Regions from separate parts of the Homo sapiens genome. Here region 1 is linked to region 2. The links are chromatin contacts, found by Hi-C or POLR2A ChIA-PET in ENCODE. All regions are on one chromosome and are shown on one strand. Each heading gives the region's core, a stretch centred on a gene start or an enhancer-like site at or near the end of the contact. The rest is flanking DNA. Distances are from core to core; before and after follow the strand shown.

Region 1 (4,573 bases), core at 118-2,617, 100 kb after region 2:
GAGAGTTGGCATGAAAAATAAATGCAAGAGTTGTAAGTAAAAAGCCATCAGTGTTCAAGTATCGAACTTCACAATACCAGGGCAGTTTTGATCCAGTCAAGAGCAGGTCAATGGAGTGGTGAGAACACAAGCCAGATTGCAGGGAGCTGAGGGGGAGCGGGAGGAGAGGAAGTGGAGACAGAACATGGGCTGGTCTATCAAGACTCTTGGCTGTGAAGAAAGGACAGATTTATAAAGAGGTGCCAGTTGAGGGTGGAATTTTTTTAAGGACATTGAGAGACCTGAGCACATTTATGTGGAGAGGGGAAGAGCCATCAGAGATGAGGTTGAAGATAGAGGCTGACTATAAGGGAGTCCCCTCTGGCAATGGCCCATGCTGCCCCTCACAGGAGTGAGCTCTCCATCACAAATGCTAGAGGAAGACTTCCTTGATCAGCCTAGCTCAATCCAGTAGCACCTTCTAACTAAGATTTTTCAATATAACAGTGATTTATTGGAGCTTTCAGTATTTGCATTGCCTTACACTAACCCAGTGGAGCACACAGATAAATTGAAGCTACAGCATGGATTGAATCATCCAGTTCTGAAGCAAGAGCTGTTGACCACTTGGCCACTCCTAGGCCCCTCTGATTCAGAGATTACAACGACTTAACTCAGGAGTCCTTCAGAGGTGATGGTCAAGCCAGCCAGCTCCTTAGTCACCTTCCCATGTCTCCTTTGGGGGAAAGCCAGGAAAGGCCACTTCTTTCCAACTTCTAAAGCAATATTCGTCTTTGAACCCTATTATTATAATTCAACTCAACTTCATTAGCGAGTCAAACACCCTTTGAATGCACTGTCCCCCTGGCTGCCTTGTGATAGGAAACACAGCTCCTGCCCTCAAGAAACTCAGTCCTTCCCCAGGCATTTAGCTTTTCTGGAAACTGGAGATAAATAGAAGAAGAACTGATACGACAACCAAGGTGGTGCTTAAAAAACTTGTTTACAGAGCCCTCAGATTCTAAGGGGGGGCTTCCCTAACCAACCAGGGGATGGAGGTAGGAGCAGTATAGACTCCAGGCCTTCCCACCCAGCTTCAAATCAAGTAGCTCTACTTTTATTCATTTTATATATTTAGGTTGTCATAGGTTTTTGTTTGAACCAAGAGACTCACAGCTAAGAGATGCTTAAAACCCCACCAAAGTAATATTTGCTGATCAAAATCAAGAAAAGCATAACTCAATACTGAGTTACCAAAAAAAAAAGGAGATCGAAAGTCATTGCAAAGGGGTTAATTTGATCTTCTCAAGCTCTATTCATGAACTCATTCATCCGGAAGACAAATACATAGCAGCAGGCACTGTGCCAGTCCCATGTCGGGCACTGGGGAGACAGAGGTGAAGGAAACTTGATGTCTGCTCTCCAGAACTTCACAGGGAGACAGACAGGGGAATGATAGCTCTCTAGAGTGGTGTCCTGATCAAGGTGTGGATTAAGGACGGCGGGGAGACAGAGGTGACAAGGATTCGCCCTGAGAAGTGGGGAGAGAGGCTTTGTCAGGGAGAGCTTCACCAGGGTCTTAAAGGATGCCTACGGTCAGCCGGAGAGGGAGGAGGAGGGGCGTGCACCGATTCCCACGGCTGCAGCAGGGGGCGCGGAAGGGTAAATGCGTTTACTGGGCGAGGGAAGTCGCGGCTTTCTCCTCAGGCTGAACCTGGGCATCTGTCTCTGAGGCTAAAGCGCTTCAGAGCCCTCATGTCTGTCAGGGGCTCCCGCACCGTGTCTTTCTGAGTACTGCCACCTAGTGGCCACTCTCAATTCCCACATTTCCCTGGACAGCCTGGAGTCATTTGTCTTCCCACTGATTTGAGGGTTAAGCAAACAGTGAGCACACACAGTGGATAAGTGACTTCTCCGGTAGCACACAGTTTGTGAGGCTGGGGCTGGAACAGAACCTAGCTCTTGTGATCCCAGGACCAGGTCTGGTATGGGCCGGTTTGCCCCCGTCCACACTCGCTCTGGCAGGTTGAGGCTGAAGGTCAAGTCGATAGATGACTACTCTGGAGCGCACTTCAAATCCTCTTCCCAGGCTTCAGAGGGGTAGGGACACTTTAAGAGAGAAGGAATGTGGGAGTAAGTGGATGAGCTAGAGAGAAAAGAAGATATATATTGTTTTCCCCACCTCACTCTCACCAGTCCAGCCTTCAAACCTATCTCAGCAATGAGAAAAGGGGGCTAATGATGTTCTGGGACTGGATAGAGACCATCGCTTCAGGCATTAGGTTGCCACCATGTCGACAGGAGAGGGGAGGGGCTCTCAGCCATCTTTTTTTCTGAGGAATGGCTGGGGGTGGGGGAGTCCCATGGCCACAGTCAAAGAATAATAGCAGGGTCCCAGGGACAGGACTAGAAGTTTCTGAAAACACCTGTCAGTTGCTGAAGGTTAAAAAAAAAAAAAAAAAAAAAAGCTGGACCATACCAGACCTAGTCCTATTTGAATCATATTTAAATATGATTCTCTGCTCAAGATGACAATTTGCATGCAACATGTTTCAGAAGCCCATCTGGTGTTACAAAATCCACTGTGGTTTCAACCTGTCCTTTCAATCAACCATCCTGGTTGGATTATAAAGACTTTACAATAAAAATCATAGGAATAATAAGGATAATAGAATTGACACAGTAGAAAAAACAAAACGAGGAACCAGATAGTAAAGGAGGTGGCAGAAAAATCTATATATTGAACAACACAACTTTTGGCCGAGGAGGACTATAAAACTGAGCCTAATCTTTGGTCTTAGCATCCCATCAGCCTGGGAGGGAAAATAATGCCCTGAATGAGCACCAGGCATCCCATTCAGGTCCCATCAGGTAGGTATCTTCATCTTCATTTTGTAGAGGAGGAACCTAAACCTCATGGTGGTTATTTGGCTTTCCTGAGGTCATGCAGTTCTTATATGATAGAGGCACTCTGTGAAATGATAGATGCCTGACTTATTTCATTGGCAACCTGATCTGTTTACCTCCTGAACCCCAAGCTGTGTCTAATCCCACTTGCTTTTTTTAAGAGAGTATTCCCAGCATGAATCCTTTTGTCACAAAGAAAAAAAAAGTTTTCTGGCTGGGTGTAGGGAGAGCTGGGCTAGTTTGGTTCATGATGGGTGGGGGGGCATGGCCAAGGTGAGCTTACACGGGAAATTCCCTTCCCTCCTCCCAGTAAAAAAAATCCCTGAGTTGTTTCGGAAAGTCCCATGCTGAGGCTGGGCAGTGTGGCTAGGTATCAAAGTGCTGGAGCCTTTCCTTGTATCCATCAAGCTGAATTCACAAAGGGAGGGAGAGAAGAAGGGAGGAGAGGCTGGGGGCTGCTTCTGATTAGCCTGTCCTCTGCCAAAGTGAGATGTCCTCTCTCTGTGGGCAATTAAATGGTTCTCATGAATCCACCATCTGGGCTCAGCAATGTGTGCTGTGGCTGCTTTCTCTCTCCACCCAACCCCACCCCACCTCTGGCTCAGGAGCCAGGCCAATGAGATTCAGAAAATCTAGCCCTTCCCCCACCTCACCGTTTCTCCCTTCCTACAAGGGCTGCTGCAAATGGCTACAGAGGGCTACGCAGTTCTCCAGGCCTCCACCTCTCAGCAGATAAAGCCAGCCCAGGGGCATGGAAAAGTTCTTGAAGAAAATTAAAAGTGCTATTCCAGTGAACACATAGATGATAAGAAAGTGAAACAGCCTTACTGCTGATGTAGAAAAAGTTTTAGTGTTCTGGATAGAAGATCAAACCAACCGCAACATTTCCCTTAAGCCAAAGCTTAATCCAGAACAAGACCCTAACTCTCTTCAATTCTATGAAGGCTGAGAGATGTGAGGAAGCTGCAGAAGAAAAGTTTGAAGCTAGCAGAGGTTGGTTAATGAGGTTTAAGGAAAGAAGCCACCTCCACAACATAAAAGTACAAGGTGAAGCAGTAAATGCTTATGTAGAAGCTATAGCAAGTGATCCAGAAGCTCTAGCTAGGATAATTAATGAAAGCGGCTGTACCAAATAATAGATTTTCAATGCAGATAATACAGCCTTCCAACAGAATTGTAAGAAGATGCCATCTAGGACTTACATAGCTAGAGAGAAGAAATCAATGCCTGGCTTCAAAGCTTCGAAGGACAGGGCAACTCTCTTGTTAGGGCCTAATGCAGCTGGTGACTAAGTTGAAACCAATGCCCATTTGCCATTCTGAAAATCTGGTGATCATTGAGAATTATGCTAAATTTACCCTGCCTGTGCTCTATAAGTGGAACAATAAAGCCTGGATGACAGCACATCTGTTTATATCATGGTTTATTTAATATTTTAAGCCCACTGTTGAGATCTACTACTCGGTAAAAAAGATTCACTTGTTATTGGTCTGTTCAGGTTTTTTAATTCTTCATGATTCAGTCTTGGTAGGTTGTATGTTTCCAGGAATTTATTCATTTCTTCTGTGTTATCTAATTTGTTGATGTATAAATATTCATAGTGGTCTCTTATGGTCCTTTGTATTAGTTCTAATGTCTCCTCTTTCATTTCTGATTTTATTTATTTTAGTTTCTTCATTTTTGTGGT
Region 2 (4,330 bases), core at 1,221-3,720:
CTGCTTACAGCAGAAAGAGCTCACCTCCTTTTGTTCACACGTAAGTGACAGCAAGTGTATTTATTTCCTGTTGTCCTGTAACAAATTAGCACAAACTCAGCACTTTTAAGCAACATGCATTTATTATCTCATATATTCTGAGAGTCAGGAATCAGAGCACAGCTTAGCTGGGTTCTCTGCTTCAGGGTCGCTTTCAAGGCTGCAGTCAAGGTGTTGGTCAAGGCTGGGCTCTCATCTGAGGCTCGACTGTGGAAGAATCCACTTCCAAGCTCACTGATGTGGTTGCTAGTGGAATTCACTTCTTTGCAGATTGTTAGACTGAGGGCCAACACTGTCTGTCAACTGGAGACCACTCTCAGTTCCTCGCACATGGAGCCCTCTGAAGTGGCACTTGCTTCATTGAAGGATGCAAGCCAAGAAGGCAATAGAGAGAGTCTTTCAGTAAGATTGAAATTATAATTCATGTAATATAATTACGGAAATGACATCCTACCACCTTTGCAGTGTTCTTTTGGTTAAAAGCAAGTCATAGGTCCTGCCCACAGTCAACAGAGAGACAGACAAAGGGACCTACATGCCAGGAGGCAGGGAGCATTGAGAGCCATCTTAGAATCTGTCCACCAGGTTAAGCAACCGTGAGTTGTGTGAATATGTGATGGGGCATGGCTGGCAGTGATGGGTCCCTTTGGGGAGGGAAGTGCCATATTGGTGAGAGAGAGGGGCAGGGAGACCTACCCAGGACAGATTTGTGCAAACCCACATGCTGGTCTCATTGGGTTAGGGAGAGCTGGCCTTCTCTTAGCCACCCCTGCACAGAGATGACATTCTTTCTCTGGAAGAAGGCCTGATGCCTCTGAGTTGGCTTCCTGTTATGACAGGCCATGATGAATGGGCATAGGCCCCTTCATCCTAGTTTCACCCCTGGGGCCCTGTATACCTTGCCAAGGAGGTTGATAGGACATGAATTAGGGTAGTAGCCATAGGGATGGGAAAGAAAGACTGAAAAAGGATTTAGAAAGTAATATTGGATGACATATGACAGATTAGATGTGGAAGAAATGATGTGTAGGGAGAGGCGTGGGAATACGTTTCTGCAGTGGGAAATTTGGTAGACGGTGATGTCATTAACCAAGAGAAGAAAACATGGATAGAAGGTCTGGGGTCTTTGGTCATGCTGATTTCCAGAAGAGGATGCAGATAATTACCAGTATAGTTTCAGAGCTCCAGACCAGGAGGCCGGCTAGGGATGGACAACTGGGAATCACAGTGAGGAGATGGTAACTGGAGCCTCCTCTGTGGTGTAAAGCACCCAAGCAAGCAAGAGTCAGCCAGGACAGATTCCTTGAGGAGCATCTATCCAGGAAGAATTAGCAAAGGTGGAAAAACCGGAGAAGGCTGAGGAGTGGACAGAGAGGCGGGTGGAGAACCAGGACAATGCAATGTCCTAGGAGCCAGGGGAGGAGCGGTTGGCAGCATCAAGTCCTGTACAGACAGGCGAATGGATGCCGCACATCACTGTGACTTTGTAGAGTCAGGTGCAGGGAGCAGAGGAGACAAAGCCCTATCCCAGGGGGCTGAAGAGTAAATGGGAGACAATTTAAAGAAAAGGGACTAAGGCTTAGCAGGCAAAAGTGTGAAATTGGAGTGCTGGCTCCACAGGTTGCCAGCTGAGCGGCATCTAGGCAGGCCCTGGCCTCTTGGAAGAAGAGGGCACACAGCACCCCTCCTAGGGCTGTTGTGAGGTGTAGTGAGGTTGTGCCTGCCTGTGACAGCACAGGAGGAACAGCACAGAGCTCATCTCTACTTCTGCTCCTGCTCCCGCCAGTGTCTTCTTGAAAAATGGTCTTTTAAAACTATTGCCCTCCCCAGCTTACATGTTCCCTCAGTGTGTGGGATAACATTCACATTCCCTGCACGAGTTGGCCTCTACTTATCTCCCCATCCTCACACCCTCGCTCCTGTCCTCCTTGAACATGTGAAGCTCTTTCAAACCTCGGAGCCCTTCCCTGCAGAGTTTCCCCTGCGTGGGCCTTTCTTCCGACTTAGTTGTTGTCAGTCACCCTTCTGGGAAGTGATGGCTTAAATGTCATTTCCTAAATAATTCCTCTGGCTCCTGACCTGAGTTAGGCTTCCTGGCATCTTCTCCAGCACCTGGCACAGTTCCAGATGCATAGCAGGAATGCAAACAAATGCTCGTCCATGAATAAAGGAGAATACCAGCAACTGGCTGTGTGACCTTGGGCAAGTCACTTCACCTCTCTGTGCTTTAGAGTTTCCTCCTCTGTAGTAGGAAGTAGGACTATGTATCTCTAAGATCTCTTTCGGCTCTGGCAATCTTTGGCTCTTTAATGCTAGTGTCTGTACAGGTTTCTCATAAGGCTTCACGGAATAATGCAAGTGAGAGCCTTGTTGAATTGAAGGGGGAGGGGGAGGAGGCTAGGGAGCTTGGCAGAGGCAGCGGAGTACCCACAACGAGGCCCACTCACCCACTCATTTCCTCAGCCACCCACGGGGCCTGCAGTCCCCACGTGTAGCCTGATAGGCAGGGACTAGGGGACAGCCAGAATCAAAACCACAGCCTCCCGTTTTTAGTGTGTGGGCTTCAATTCGATGAGCTAGGGAGGAGACTTCTGGAGAAAAAATACTCTGTAGGGTCACATACACCCAGACAGTGTGGACACCTGCTACACACACATACCAATATGTGCATTTACAACTAATTACATACAAAGGAAAGCACACACACACCCAGAGGTGCACAAGCACACGGTCAATGCCCTGCAGAGCCCACCTGCAGCTCCCTGAGCCCAGGACAGCTCTGTTACCCTCTGAGTCTCTGGGTCAATCTTTACCCTTGCCCTCTGGGTCTTCCCTCTCTCAACAAACCCTGAGGCTGGGCACTGAGGCCTAGGGGATTCAGTGATTTTACTGATAAGGCTGAAAACAGGCAGGAAGGGAGGGTAACTTACAGTGCTCTCCGGATGTTACAGTATTTGCATTTCCACAGTCTATGTGTCTGAAAAAAACTGGGTTTAGTCTAGAAACTTGGTGGTACGCAGGTGTAGCTTTCAAGAGAACTGGGAAACAATGCTGTATGGAGATGGTAACCACTTGTGAGCTGGGTCAGTTTCACTATTTACTATACAGGCTGGCCATGATCTCATTGAACTCTCAGAAGTGCCTTCTGCACAGATAATTTATAGATGATGAAACTGAGACTTGGACATGTAAAGTAATTTGCCCAAGGCATGCAATTTGTAATTGGCAGATCTGGGACTCAGGGAGTAGGCTTCTGATTCCAAAGACAAGTGCTCTTACCACCCCTACCAGCTCAGCCTCTTGCCTCTGGTGTGTGCCCCTGCCCCCTCCCGCCTCTGGGCTCCACATTCTGGCTGCTGACTCCCTCACACATGGCCTGGTGGAGCCCCTACCCATGCTGAGTGGGGCTGGGAAAATGGTGAATTTTCTAGAAAATTGTGAAAGCGCTGCCTACGAGAATGGCTGCCTGGGACACTCCAGCTGCAGGCCCTGGGGCAGTGCCCGTTTGGAAGGTGCAGAGTTTTCTGGAGATAAGCAAACATGAGTCAGGAGAAAGCGACAAACAGCTCACCCCTGCAGATTGGCTGCCAGGACGTGAGATGATCATGCAACGTCAAGCTAACAGCCTCAAATCTTTTTGAAATCGAGTGCCCAGTTGACAGTTAAATCAGTCCGGAGACACAACTTCTCTCCCTCTCAAAACATATACACACACGCGCACACGCGTGCACACACACACGCACACACACACACACTTGATGTGGATTGTGGGACCAGAGCATTCAGGACTTTACAGCTCTAAAGGACCTTCGAGCTCATTGAGCTCTTGACCACCTTAATGTCAAGAATCGCCCAAAGTACCCATTTAAAAGACAAATTCTAACCTCAGCCCATTCCAGGTCTCCAGAATTCTAAGGGAATCTCTAAAAATCTTCTCAAGAAGCTGGATGTTTTACCAGGTTCCTGAGAGATTCTCATCACATCAGAGTTTGTTCCTTCAGGGTTTTGGAACACTGAATCTAGACTAACCCCTTCATTTTATAAGCAACATTTTAGTGATCTACAACATTTGTGTGAGCTGCGCAAAGCCACACAGCAAGTTGGCAGCAGGGCAAACGTGGATTCCCAGCACCGGGCCTCTCTGTCACACCACTCTTCTGACCACATAGAAAAGGAAGGATGGAAGGAAATCAGAGTTACTGAGCGCCTGCCATGGGTTGGGGCATGCTGGACAATTCAGTAGTAAGAGCAAAGGGAACCCCCTGGGTGCCAAGTGCTGTGCAGGGCACTT

The links. A loop is a pair of places that touch in the nucleus more often than their neighbours do. ChIA-PET counts read pairs that join two places held with the same protein, here RNA polymerase II (POLR2A). Pooled maps may share reads with other maps.
Region 1: a loop to region 2 is called in a pooled map, with 3 times the contacts of the local background. The contact joins two enhancer-like sites. A Hi-C loop is called at or near these places in 2 of 168 maps with a recorded cell type or tissue (endothelial cell of hepatic sinusoid and left ventricle myocardium superior) and 7 of 50 pooled maps. POLR2A ChIA-PET finds 5 or more read pairs at or near these places in 4 of 52 experiments (MCF 10A, OCI-LY7, T-cell and 1 more).

The regions. Positions count from the first base shown.
Region 1 is chr1:117,757,249-117,761,821 of GRCh38, forward strand. No RefSeq gene overlaps it. Among named protein-coding and RNA genes, the nearest start is that of TENT5C, 150 kb to the left of the region's middle. Within about 2 kb of position 1,368, at least 6 of the 41 ENCODE cell types and tissues checked have a DNase peak (open chromatin) inside an H3K27ac peak, as active enhancers do.
Region 2 is chr1:117,651,726-117,656,055 of GRCh38, forward strand. No RefSeq gene overlaps it. Among named protein-coding and RNA genes, the nearest start is that of TENT5C, 48 kb to the left of the region's middle. RefSeq lists enhancers at 3,288-3,447, 4,266-4,330. Within about 2 kb of position 2,471, at least 11 of the 41 ENCODE cell types and tissues checked have a DNase peak (open chromatin) inside an H3K27ac peak, as active enhancers do.